2 separate regions of the Homo sapiens genome follow, and region 2 is linked to region 1. A link is an interaction called in ENCODE POLR2A ChIA-PET data of the cell type or tissue named here. Cell type or tissue: HepG2. All regions are shown on one strand. Each heading gives the region's core, and the rest is flanking DNA. Links, peaks and the distances in the headings are about the cores only.

The links. Peaks named below come from ENCODE experiments on the same cell type or tissue, not always from the same donor. Only the 100,000 strongest peaks of a DNase experiment are listed, where the experiment ranks them.
Region 2: POLR2A ChIA-PET joins it to region 1 with 5 read pairs; 1 of 35 experiments calls an interaction of 5 or more read pairs at or near these places.

What each region holds. Positions count from the first base shown.
Region 1 is chr10:80,462,724-80,468,101 of GRCh38, forward strand. The region is part of intron 1 of TSPAN14 (tetraspanin 14); the gene reads left to right. Among named protein-coding and RNA genes, the nearest start is that of TSPAN14, 11 kb to the left of the region's middle. RefSeq lists silencers at 30-324, 4,150-4,444 and enhancers at 2,048-2,619, 2,620-3,191. In HepG2, for the core only: no CTCF peak of the experiment used is centred there; a DNase peak (open chromatin) is centred at 2,058.
Region 2 is chr10:80,289,118-80,294,462 of GRCh38, forward strand. It overlaps MAT1A (methionine adenosyltransferase 1A), which reads right to left and starts at 541. Exons shown (of 9, transcript NM_000429.3): 1 at 216-541. The coding sequence starts at 306. RefSeq lists an enhancer at 376-670. In HepG2, for the core only: a CTCF peak has its summit at 548; DNase peaks (open chromatin) are centred at 564, 964, 1,914 and 3,674; H3K4me3 peaks cover 1,796 bases.

The sequences.
Region 1 (5,378 bases), core at 75-5,074:
AGTGGTTAGGGAATGGGGTTTTGAGCTGGGATTTTGGAGAAACTGTTTTTAGCCTGTCCTTGGAATTGGGCCAGGCCTAGAAATCTGTTGAAATAGCTTTCTTTAGTTGCTGAAACTGGGATGTGTTCATAGCACTAGGACCTCGAGCTCCACTGATGACTGAGTGGGGAGGGCTCAGAGAAGGGTCCCTGTGGATGCCCGGGATGCCTGGGTTTCAGTCCCGTCTCCTGCATCGCCTACATTGCCTGAATCTTAGGGTCTTACAGATTTATCATGAAGTGGGCTTGGCAGCAGATGGTCTGGTTTCTTTTGTGCCTTTGTCAGAATCTGTTCTTGCTCTTCTTAGGAAAACTTTCTATTTCAGGACTTGGGGTGGAGTCGAAAGCAGGGAGCCCTGTGAGTTGGTGAGTCTGTATCCCTGAGGCTGCCACTGCCTGACCCCCTCCTTCCCCTTGTTTCGTTTCCCCTCCCCATTACTCTGCCTTGTTCTAGGGAAACACCAGAAGCTGCCTGCAGACAGCTACGGGTAAAATTGTGTGTCCAGCCACAAACTTTAGGCATTTTAAATATTAATTTAGGTTTAACATTTTTATTTACAAAAATGTATACATGATGAAAAACACATAACAAAGATACACGGTGAAAACTCCTATTTCTATCCCTGACCCCTTCAGTTCTGCTCCCCTGAGGCCGCTGTCACCAGATGTTCAGTGCCTAGTCAAGCATGACTGTATTCCTCTCTTGTTTATTACCCCAGTGGTATACTAATTATGCTGTTTTGCACTTCCTGATTTTTACTCTGAGAATTTATCCCAGGATTGTTCCATTTTAGCACACATAGTTTAGTCCATTCTTTTTAACAGCAGTGCATGATTCTGCTGCACAGTGAATGATGACTCACTTTACCAGCTCTCTATTGATGGATTTTGAGGTTGCTTTCAGTGTTTTGTTTCTATAGGCTAAGCTGCAGGAGTGTCTTATGCATGCTGCAGGTCTGTAGTGGAAATGACTAGATGTGGAGTTACTGCATTAGGTGTGTAAAAGGAAAAGAAACATGCGGCTTTGATTCCGAAAGGGGGAATGAAAGTTTACAAAGTTTTCTTTTGGAGGGATCTTGGCCTTCTACAGAGACAAGAGCTGGAGAAACTACTGGGAAGGCATGAGAGGTGCCAGCGTGTTGGTTCCCACCCAAGTCCATCTTTGGTTCAGTTCAGGCCAGCCTGTCTCCGTGACCTCCATATTTACAGCCCTTGGCTGGCCCTCTGGCTCATGCAGCCTGTGCCCCTAAAAGTGTGAGGAGTCAGCCAGAGCGAGTTGGGGTGTAGGGAGGCGGGGAGCAGGCTTCTCATAGTGGGTTCCAGCAACCTCACGACTTTGCAGGACCTATGTGGGGTGTGAAGGGGGAGCGTTGGTTGCAGCAAGCTGGAGCTGGCGTCAGCTTTTAGAGGAGCAGATTTTCCCGCAGTGTCAGGGGTTGGTGTGAGGATCGGCCTCCTTCTCTGGCCTCCCTTGGCCTTTCGCTGCTCTGCACACCTCCCTGTTCAGGCCGCCTTGGGCCTGGTTGCCACCCTGTGATTTTAAAAGCCTGTGTAAAAGGCACCTGGTGAAAATAATAGATGGGTTTTGTGTTTTGAGCGGGAGCTTCCTTTCAGAACAGAAATGGGGTACGGTTCTTCCTGGGATGGGTGGGGAAGGAGGGACAGTCGTGAGAGCATGTTGGAGGTGCCCACTCTGTGTTGGGAGCTCTCTGGTTGTTTCCCTGTGTGGCTTTCACTGCCCCATGCCAGGGCAGGGTGGGAAGCAGGGAGACTTTAGGGCTGGCTGGCAGATAGACCTCCTAAATAGACCCTGACCTGGTGGGTTTGAGGCTTGTGTCCCTGCCATGGCTCTCCCACCCTTCTACTCAGAGAACTTCTCACCATTGCGGTTACATGCAGTCCCCGTGAGAAGGCCAGAGCTTCCCATGTGCAGCTCATTGTCTGGGCCTGGGTCCTTGGTAGCACAGAGGTTTCTATTGTGGCCTGGTGGCAGTGAGGGCTGACCTGTGGAGCTGAGGAGGCGGGACCTGGGGCCTCACAGTGGAGCTATTCAGGGGCTCTGCCCTGGTTTCCTGCTGCTTCCCATTGTAGATTTTTTTGGGGGAAGGGTGGGAGGGAACTAGAGAAGGAGGAGAGTGGGAGAGGGAGTGGTCAGTGCAACTATTGTTGCTGGTAGCAGGAGCCCTTTATGCTTAATAGAGGTCCATTTGCAGACAGCCTTGAGCCACTCCAAGGCCCATCATGTGTTCTCAGATTCTAGTTTCTGCCTCTGTCAAGATCCCCCTTCGCCCTTCTCAAGTCCCTGTGCTTGCCTGGAACACCTCTGGGTAAGAGTTCTGAGCAGCTGGGCAAGGAGCAGGAGTGGCCGGTGCCAGGCTTGTCGGCCACCTGCCCACTGCTTTGGGGAGTGAGTTCTGCCGAGTCTTCCCGGCCCAGCTGTGCCCTTGGGTGGGGGCCAGGCACGTGCCTGGGTTGCTATTAGTCTCCCAGGCCCCCCACTTGCTTTGTGCCTCAGTGCTCAGCCCAGTGCTCCCGTTCCTCACGCGAGCACTCAGCTGCTGAAAAGCCTGTGTGCTGGCAGCTCAGCCTGCAGCCACCCCCGCTGCAGGAGCCACAGCCATTTTCCTTTGTTCTGCCATCTCCGGGCTCTTGAATCTCAGGCTGGCAGTGGGCAGCAGGCAGCCAGCACACAGCGCTGGTGGGGTGGAAACCCTTGTGACATGAATCTGCCCACTGAGCCAAAGGCATGGCAGCCCCCTGGCTGCACCCCTAATTCCTCTGGCTGTACCCCTATCTCCCAGCCATGCTGAGAGAAGCACAGAGTATCCCCTCTTACTGGATCAGAAAGATAGTGACACCTACAGTGGGAACAGAGAGAGGTCTCACCTGTTTTGGGCCACTGAGGTGCACACTAAAGAGAGAGAGAGTTAGCCTCCGGGTCTTTGGCAGAAAAAGCCACTCTCAGGCACAAAGGATGCTCGTTCTTAATCTCCTGGTCTTTGTTGAAAACAGAGGCAGGATTGGTTAAGAATATTTTTTATTTTGGTCCTTATGGTTGTGAGGACCTTTCTCTAACTGAGGGGAACTGTACCCTGCTTCTTCACATCTGAATCTCTCCCTTCTCTCCCCCACCACTTTTTGGTGGGCAAAATGAGCATTCTCTTTTGGGGTACAATTTCAGCTATGTGTGGGGTTGCAGGCGGGGTGAAGGCCACTCTCACCCGCTGTCTGACTTCTCTATCTGAGGTGTGCCCGCCCCAACCCATACTGTCTCCTTTCTAAACCACAGACAGAATCTGTAAGGCACCTGCCTTTGAAATAGAGTTGTTTTGTATAGAACTCATAACTCCCACTAGTTTTCATGTGTTTAGCATTATAGCTTACCCTTTCAAAACCCATCCTGGCTGTCTTATTTGATTCTCTTATCAGCCAAGTCTTACAAATCAAGAAGCAAGCCTCAGCCCCAGATAGGGTTGCACCTTGGAGTGTCCTCATTTTATTTTATTTTTTGACATGGAATCTTGCTCTGTTGCCCAGGCTGGAGTGTAGTGGCATGAATATGGTTTAGTGTAGCCCCCACCTCCCAGGCTCAAGTGATCCTCCTGCCTCAGCTTTCCCAGTAGCTGAAACCACAGGCACGCATCACCATGCGCGACTAATTTTTAAAAATTTTTCATAGAGACGAACTCTTGCAATGTTGCCTTGGCTGGTCTCGAACTCATCTTCTGGGTTCAAGCTGTCCGTCTGCCTCGGACTCCCAAAGTGCTAGGATTACAGGTGTGAGCCACAGCACCCAGCCCTCATTTTAACAAATGTTGTAGCACCTACAAGACTCAAAGTAAAAAGAGCTGGTGCTCATCGTGAAAGGCATTGAAACACCCCCACTTTGGTGGGGGGTGGGGTATGTTAACAGAAAAACCAAAGTCTCTAAAATATTTTAAAGAGGTTTATTCCAATCCAGTGAGTGTCTGCGTCCTGGGAAAAGCACGGTCTCAAGAGGTGTGGGGAAAGGGTGCTTGAGGCCGTTGGATTACGGTTTTGTTTTATACATTTTAAGGAGGCAAAAGTTACAGGCAAAGGCATAAGTCAGTACATGGAAGATATGCATTGTTTAAGCCCAGAAGGGTGGGATATCATGAAACGGGCTTACAGGTCATAGGTGGGTTCGGAGATTCTTTAATTTGTAATTCGTTAAAGGAGTAAAGCTTTGTCCAAAAATTTAGAGTCAGCAGAAAGGACTGGTAAGATAAGGAAGTCCGTTAACCAATACACTGGGTTAGAGCTGTGGGGTGAGTGACTTAACCCTTGTCTGGCATGGCCTTCAGTCCTCTTTATATTTCGGTATCTTATTGTCACAAAGAGTCTTGTTTCTTAGTCTTATAATCTCTATTTTAATATTAATGATGGTCAGTTTTTGTGTCTAAATCCCAAAAGGGAGGAGGTATGTAATGAGGCCTTTCCAACCTCCTCCTTGTTGTGGCCAAGAGCTGTTTTTCAGGTTTCTCTGGGGTCCTCGTGGCCAAGAGGGTCTGTTTAGTTGGTTATGGGGCTTAGAATTTTATTTTTAGTTTACAGGTTGTTGGACCCAAACAAGACTGGGAAAGTCACCATCGAGGCAGCTCAGTATTCTTTCTGGGAAAAACACAATGGATGTAGAGGCTGGGATTTGAATTCGGGCTTACTGGGTGACCTTGGTGGGTCACTTCCTGGGGTGTAGATTCTTACTAGAAAATGGAAGTGTTGCTCAGAGGAACTTTGGGAACATTTTAGCTGTAACCCTTGGAGTTCTATTAATCTAACTCCAAAATGGTTCTATTAATCTAACTCCACTACCTGGAATCTCTCTTGCCAACTCAGGATCCTTTGGAAGAAAATGTCATCAGATGGAATTAACAAAGAGCCCCTCTTTTCCTGGGCATTTCTTCCTCAGGTTCTTGAGGGGTGGTGATGATCACCTCAAAAGATGCCTGTAGTTTTCAAGTGGAAACCGAGCCACCCTGAGCCCAAACACACACTCCCAGTGTTCAGGCGCTGAGTGTGGCCCCTGGAGTTCACTGATGAGTAGTCTTACCTTGGACCTCGCCTTGGCTTTTCTTGGAAATGGCACATTACTTTTGTTTATTAGTGTAGCCCCTCTGTTGTGAAGTGGAATCCAGGGAGAGGGAAGTAAAGCTTTTAATTTTACCTCTTGCCAAAGTGAGGCCAAGCTCTTAAATGTAAAAACAAACTTGTTAAAAGTAAAAATGAAAACAATATCCCCATTCCTCTTCTTTGGGGGTGGAGACTGTGTTTAAATTTTGCCTCTATTTTGTCAACAGGTTCTAGGAGACAAAATGTTCT
Region 2 (5,345 bases), core at 1-5,000, 170 kb before region 1:
TTTTCACCACAAAGAAGTAGTCAATGTCTGTGGCAATGGGTATGCCCATTATCCTAATTTGATCATTAAATGTTATACTCATGGATCAAAACAACACACGGTACCCCATAAATATGCACAATTATTATGTGTCAAATTAAAACCATTTGTAAGTGACTCCCTCAGTATAGGCTTGGAATGATCGTTTTCCAGTCAGTCCAAGACAGCCTACTTACCCGGGTGTCCCTCTCCCACAGACTCCGATGTGAACATGAAGACTCCTTCACTTAGAGAGTGGTCACACAAGCCATCCACCGGTCCATTCATCTTCTCACACTTCTCCACTCACGCTTCTTTCAGTGAACAATTTTGAGGCTGTGACTTTGCCTGAGTTTTTTTTTCTTCTTCTTCTTCTTCTTTCAACCCAACAGGCTTGTCTTTGGCAGAGCCACGGGGATCACTTCTGCCTAACTGCCTGTGAGCACGTGAGAACAGGCGAGGACTGCTGAGAAGGGAGGGAGTGGATGGAACACGGGATGTGTCCCTCCCTCCAGCTTGCCACAGCTTGCTCCTGAGCGACTCCTATATATGGAAAAGCGAAAGTGCCTGAAAAATCATGTGAGAAAATTGGAGGAGTCCATTTCCTAAGAGGGGGGTCTTCTTACCTGGAGGAATTTCAATTCTTATCCCTGACTTTCCAAACTCTAAGCACCTGGTCAAGGTAAGGTAAAGAAGGCTGTATAGTTCTGCAGAATTGAAGCTCCTTTGGGACTCTCCTTCAGCTCTTAGCCAATCTTGGTAGTGCTCCAGAGTTCACAACCCACCTTGGAGAGCAGGGGTCTGTGATCACCCAGAGATACAAGCAGGCAACAAGAAACTCTTTCTCAGAGATATGGTTTAGGCTAAGATTGCAACAGTGCCTTTGCTGTTGGGTGTCCCCTCCTCCCCTGCGTCTCATCTGGATTGGTCTCTTCCCATTCTATCTTCTCAGGGAGAGCAGGAGCACGCACCTGTATTCTGAGCCAGCTGTGATGTTACACAACAGATTCATTTTAGAGGAAAAGCTTTGAGTCCACGTGTTTCTGCTAACAGAAACCACCTAACCTGTCAACTTCTCTAAAAGGCTGGCAGGCATTTTAACAAGCAAGATCTTTAAAAAGTATCTATCTGGGGAGGTTACAGAGAACAATGTGTGTGTGTGTGTGTGTGTGTGTGTGTTTTTTTTAGAAAAAAATGCTTTTGAGAAATGGATTCATTACAGGGAAATTATCAAAGTCCAGTTTCCCAAAGCTTCCGGATTATAAACATCTACATATTCAGTTCTATACATGTAATAAACATCGTGTTCACATAACTCTTGCATTATTTTTTGCTTTGACCAAAAAAAGTAGTAAACAGGATTATATCTTTAGTTCATGTACTAAATGACAGCGTCTCACACTCTCAGATCCAGCTGCATCCTCAGACCCAAGGAACAATGGGGAATTGAGACCACAGAAAATGAGGATGGGTGGAGAAACCAGTTCCCACTAGAATGCAATAAAAAGTAATCAACCATAACCTTGTGCATCAAAGCTTGGACTGTGGGAAGCAAAAGTTAGGAAGCAATAGCCTCACCTAACAATTCTGGTGACCAAACCCCCCTCTGAGTTTATTATCAAGCATTTGGAAAAATTTTTTCTGGCACACATTCTGGTGCTCCAAAGCTTGAGTTTTGCTAACTGATGACCAAACATCATCCCTTCAGGGAATTAAAGCAGTATTAAGGTGACCTCTTCTGGAATAAAGTAAGGGATGTTACATATGCATAGCCAATCAACGGCATTTAACAAGGAGTGAACTGAAGTGCTTAGGCACAAGACTGTTGAAAGTTCAGAGAGGAAAAGGCCACTGGGAAGGGATGGACAAACGAGGAATCAAATAGGGACTTTAGACAACATCGCCTTGTCATTGCCAGCACACAGGACTCCTCTGTTTGCACTTAAGCTATTTCAACATTGCTGGCCCTTAGTAAATTTCTTCTGGGTACATTAGTTTTAAACCTAGAGGCAATATGAGCTAATGTTTAATTTGAACTGTAGAACTAGGTGACCTTAGCAGTTAAAATTGTATGATAACAATTATGGTCCAAATTTGATTTAAGAACAAGATGATGTGTAAGTAGCAGGTACTCTTCAAGGTTCCTAGAGTTATCAGGAAGACAGAAAACAAAGCAGTAGCTGCCTTCTGAATTCCATAAGTAACAGCACCATGGGGTGGAAGGCGTCAGGGTGGGGAGACGATCTGTTACACAGATATGTGTGCAGGGGGCTTTGGCAGCCTGGATGCCAATTGAGGGTGTGAGGGAGGGATCTGAGAGGCACCTCGTTAAAAACTCATCTCAAGTATGAGTTTCATTTAAGACCCCAACTAAATACTAGGATGCCTTATATTCTTCTAGCAAGTAAATGTTAAGAAGCAGTACACGGAGCATGGTGGATGGAAGTGCAGGCTTCTGGACTAGGGTCCAACTTTTGCCTGTAACCTCCCATGCAGCATGGAGAAGGCTTCCTAACCTTTCTAATCTGTTGTTTCTTCTGCTGTAAAGCGGGTTAAATAATTACCTACCTCCTAGTGTTATTTTGAGAACTAAATGAGGTCATTTAGGTATGATGAGTATTGGACAAAGTGCTAGCACACAATACAAATTTAATAAATATCAGCTAATATTATTAAGCAGTCTATTTACATACATATGATTTTCCTCTGAACAAAAATAGATTATGGTATGTATACATATGTATGTATATGTGAATATACACATATACACATATAATTTTGCATCTCGCTTTTTTCCCCCCACAATATATCGTGGCCCTCTGTTCACATCTCTAAATACAGATAGGCCTTATGTTTTTTTATTGGGGGGGGATGAAGTCTCACTCTGTCACCCAGGCTGGAGTGCAATGGCATGATCTCAGCTCACTGCAACCTCCGCCTCCCGGGTTCAAGTGATTCTCCTGCCTCGGCCTCCTGAGTAGCTGGGATTAGAGGTGCACGCCACCACACTCAGCTAATTTTTGTATTTTTAGTAGAGACAGGGTTTCACCATGTTGGTCAGGCTGGTCTCGAACTCCTGACCTCGTGATCCGCCTGCCTCAGCTTCCCAAAGTGCTGGGATTACAGGCGTGAACCACTGCACCCAGCAGGCCTTATTTTTTAATACTTGAATAGTATCCCACAATAAGGATGTACCATAAATTATTAAACCATTCATTCCTCAGTGGTTAAATATTTTCAACTTCTCCAGTTATTTCACATCACTATAATGCTGCAGTGAAGGTCCTTATTCATCAGTATGTTTCTGAAAAAGATAATAATGGAAGGCTCTGGCAGTGCAGAACTAGCCAAAAGATTTCACTTTTGCAATGAATTTTACCTGATAAAAGAAGTAGCAATTCAACCAAGAGTTAAAATTGTAGTTTCAATCTACCCCCTTCAGAAAGAATTGGCAGATCTTAGCAAAGATGTAATTACTTTGAGAGTTGAACCTACAAGGACTTCATGGCCCTAATTTACCATCATAAACACAAATTAAGTCCTCCCTTACGCACAGCCTGTTCCCATCTCTCTTATGCTTGAATTGTCCCAATGGCCACTCCAAGCCCCAAACTCCACACTGGACTGATTACCTAAGTCCAATGTGTCAAAGGCACACAGTTGATCTCACTGACATGCAGCAGCCTTGAACTCTGAAGCTTCACTGACAAGCCTCTGGAGAAACTTGGCTTTCAAAATAAATCTCTCTTTCAGTCAGATTTACCCCGATGAATCTCTGAATATAAAACATCCAGTGGAAGACTGTTTCCAATAAGCAGTGCCTGTAAGTCCCACTGAGCAGTTTAGTGATGGAGCTTCGAGGGCACCTGACCCTAGGCAGCACCACGGGGCCGCAGGGGTGGTGGGGAGGCCCTGCCAGATGGTACCCTTTGCTGGCTCTGCACTGCCATGCCTGATGGGGAGGCCACAGGGAGGACCCTAGGTGCAGAGGTGGGGGGTGCAGGTGTTGTCTAAGTGCAAACATTTCTAAACTTTGGCTAGAAGCTCCTCTGACTTAAACGGCTAAATAATGAAATATTTTCAAGTGGATATACTGCTTTTGCCTCATTAATTTAAGCACAAACTTTTCCTGTAGATGCCACTCTGGAGCATGAATAAGTTACTTATGAAAGAAAGATGAAATTGATTCAGATTGTACATTTAGATATCAAAATAACAAACAGAACTTTGATAAAATAAATGTATTATGCTTTTCCCTTGTTAATCCGTCTTTTGTTATAAGAGCATCAGCTGTGACCCTTATGATGGGTAAGGAAAGCATAACACCTTTCCACCCCTACACACCCATATACAACTCCTATTCTGAAAAGGAAGAAAGACATGTTGAAAGACTTAATGCAAAAAGCAGGACTCAAGCTAGGGCCCAAAGGAATTACAGAACTTAGAAAGGCAACAGGAAGACAGAGAGGGTCTGGAAGGGAAAACTTCCCCAGCCACAGCTGGTGAAGTTAGTGCAGAAGAACATTGCCCCAACCCCACCTGGGGAGGGTGGGAGCAGATAACTGGGCAGGGAGGTAATGGCTGAGAAGCCAGGCACTCTAAGCAGTAAGTAGTCCTCTAGAAAAGCAGTGAAATGGGTTTCATTCTGACAGTGTAGAGTGCAAGTTAGATTTGAGAAGGAAGACTCCAAAATCAGAGAGAAGAGTTAAGACTCTTGCCTTGATTGAGGAATAACCTAATGAAGAACAGACCCTAAGATGTTCATGCAATATAATGAAATCCAGCTGTGCATTGTCATTTTTCAAAACTGTATTGTTTTTCTTAGTAGAATCACTTCGTCCCCCGACTTTAGAGGCTTGAAATCCTGGGAGGCGGTTTCAATTCCTGATTGTCTATCATCATATCCAAGTTTCCATAGTCTGTTAATTCTTTTTCAAAAGTGCCTTGGAATTCTCCCCTCCATTTCTGTGTTCACAGATAGTCACCTCTGCACCCATCCTTATCATCTCACATTTGAGTCAGGCATCAGCTGGGGCCAACTTCCCACACCAACATACCCTTTGGGGGTTGGCACCATGTTGCACATACCAGGAGTTTTAAAACTACCTGATGATTCATACCTAGAAAGATGAGCATCCCAGCTGGGCACAGTGGCTCACACCTATAATTCCAACACTTTGGGAGGCCAAGGCGGGTTGATTACCTGAGGTCAGGAGTTTGAGACTAGCCTGGCCAACAGGGTAAAATCTCGTCTCCACTAAAAATACAAAAATTAGCCAGGCATGGTGGCGGGCACCTATAATCCCCGCTACTCGGGAGGCTGAGGC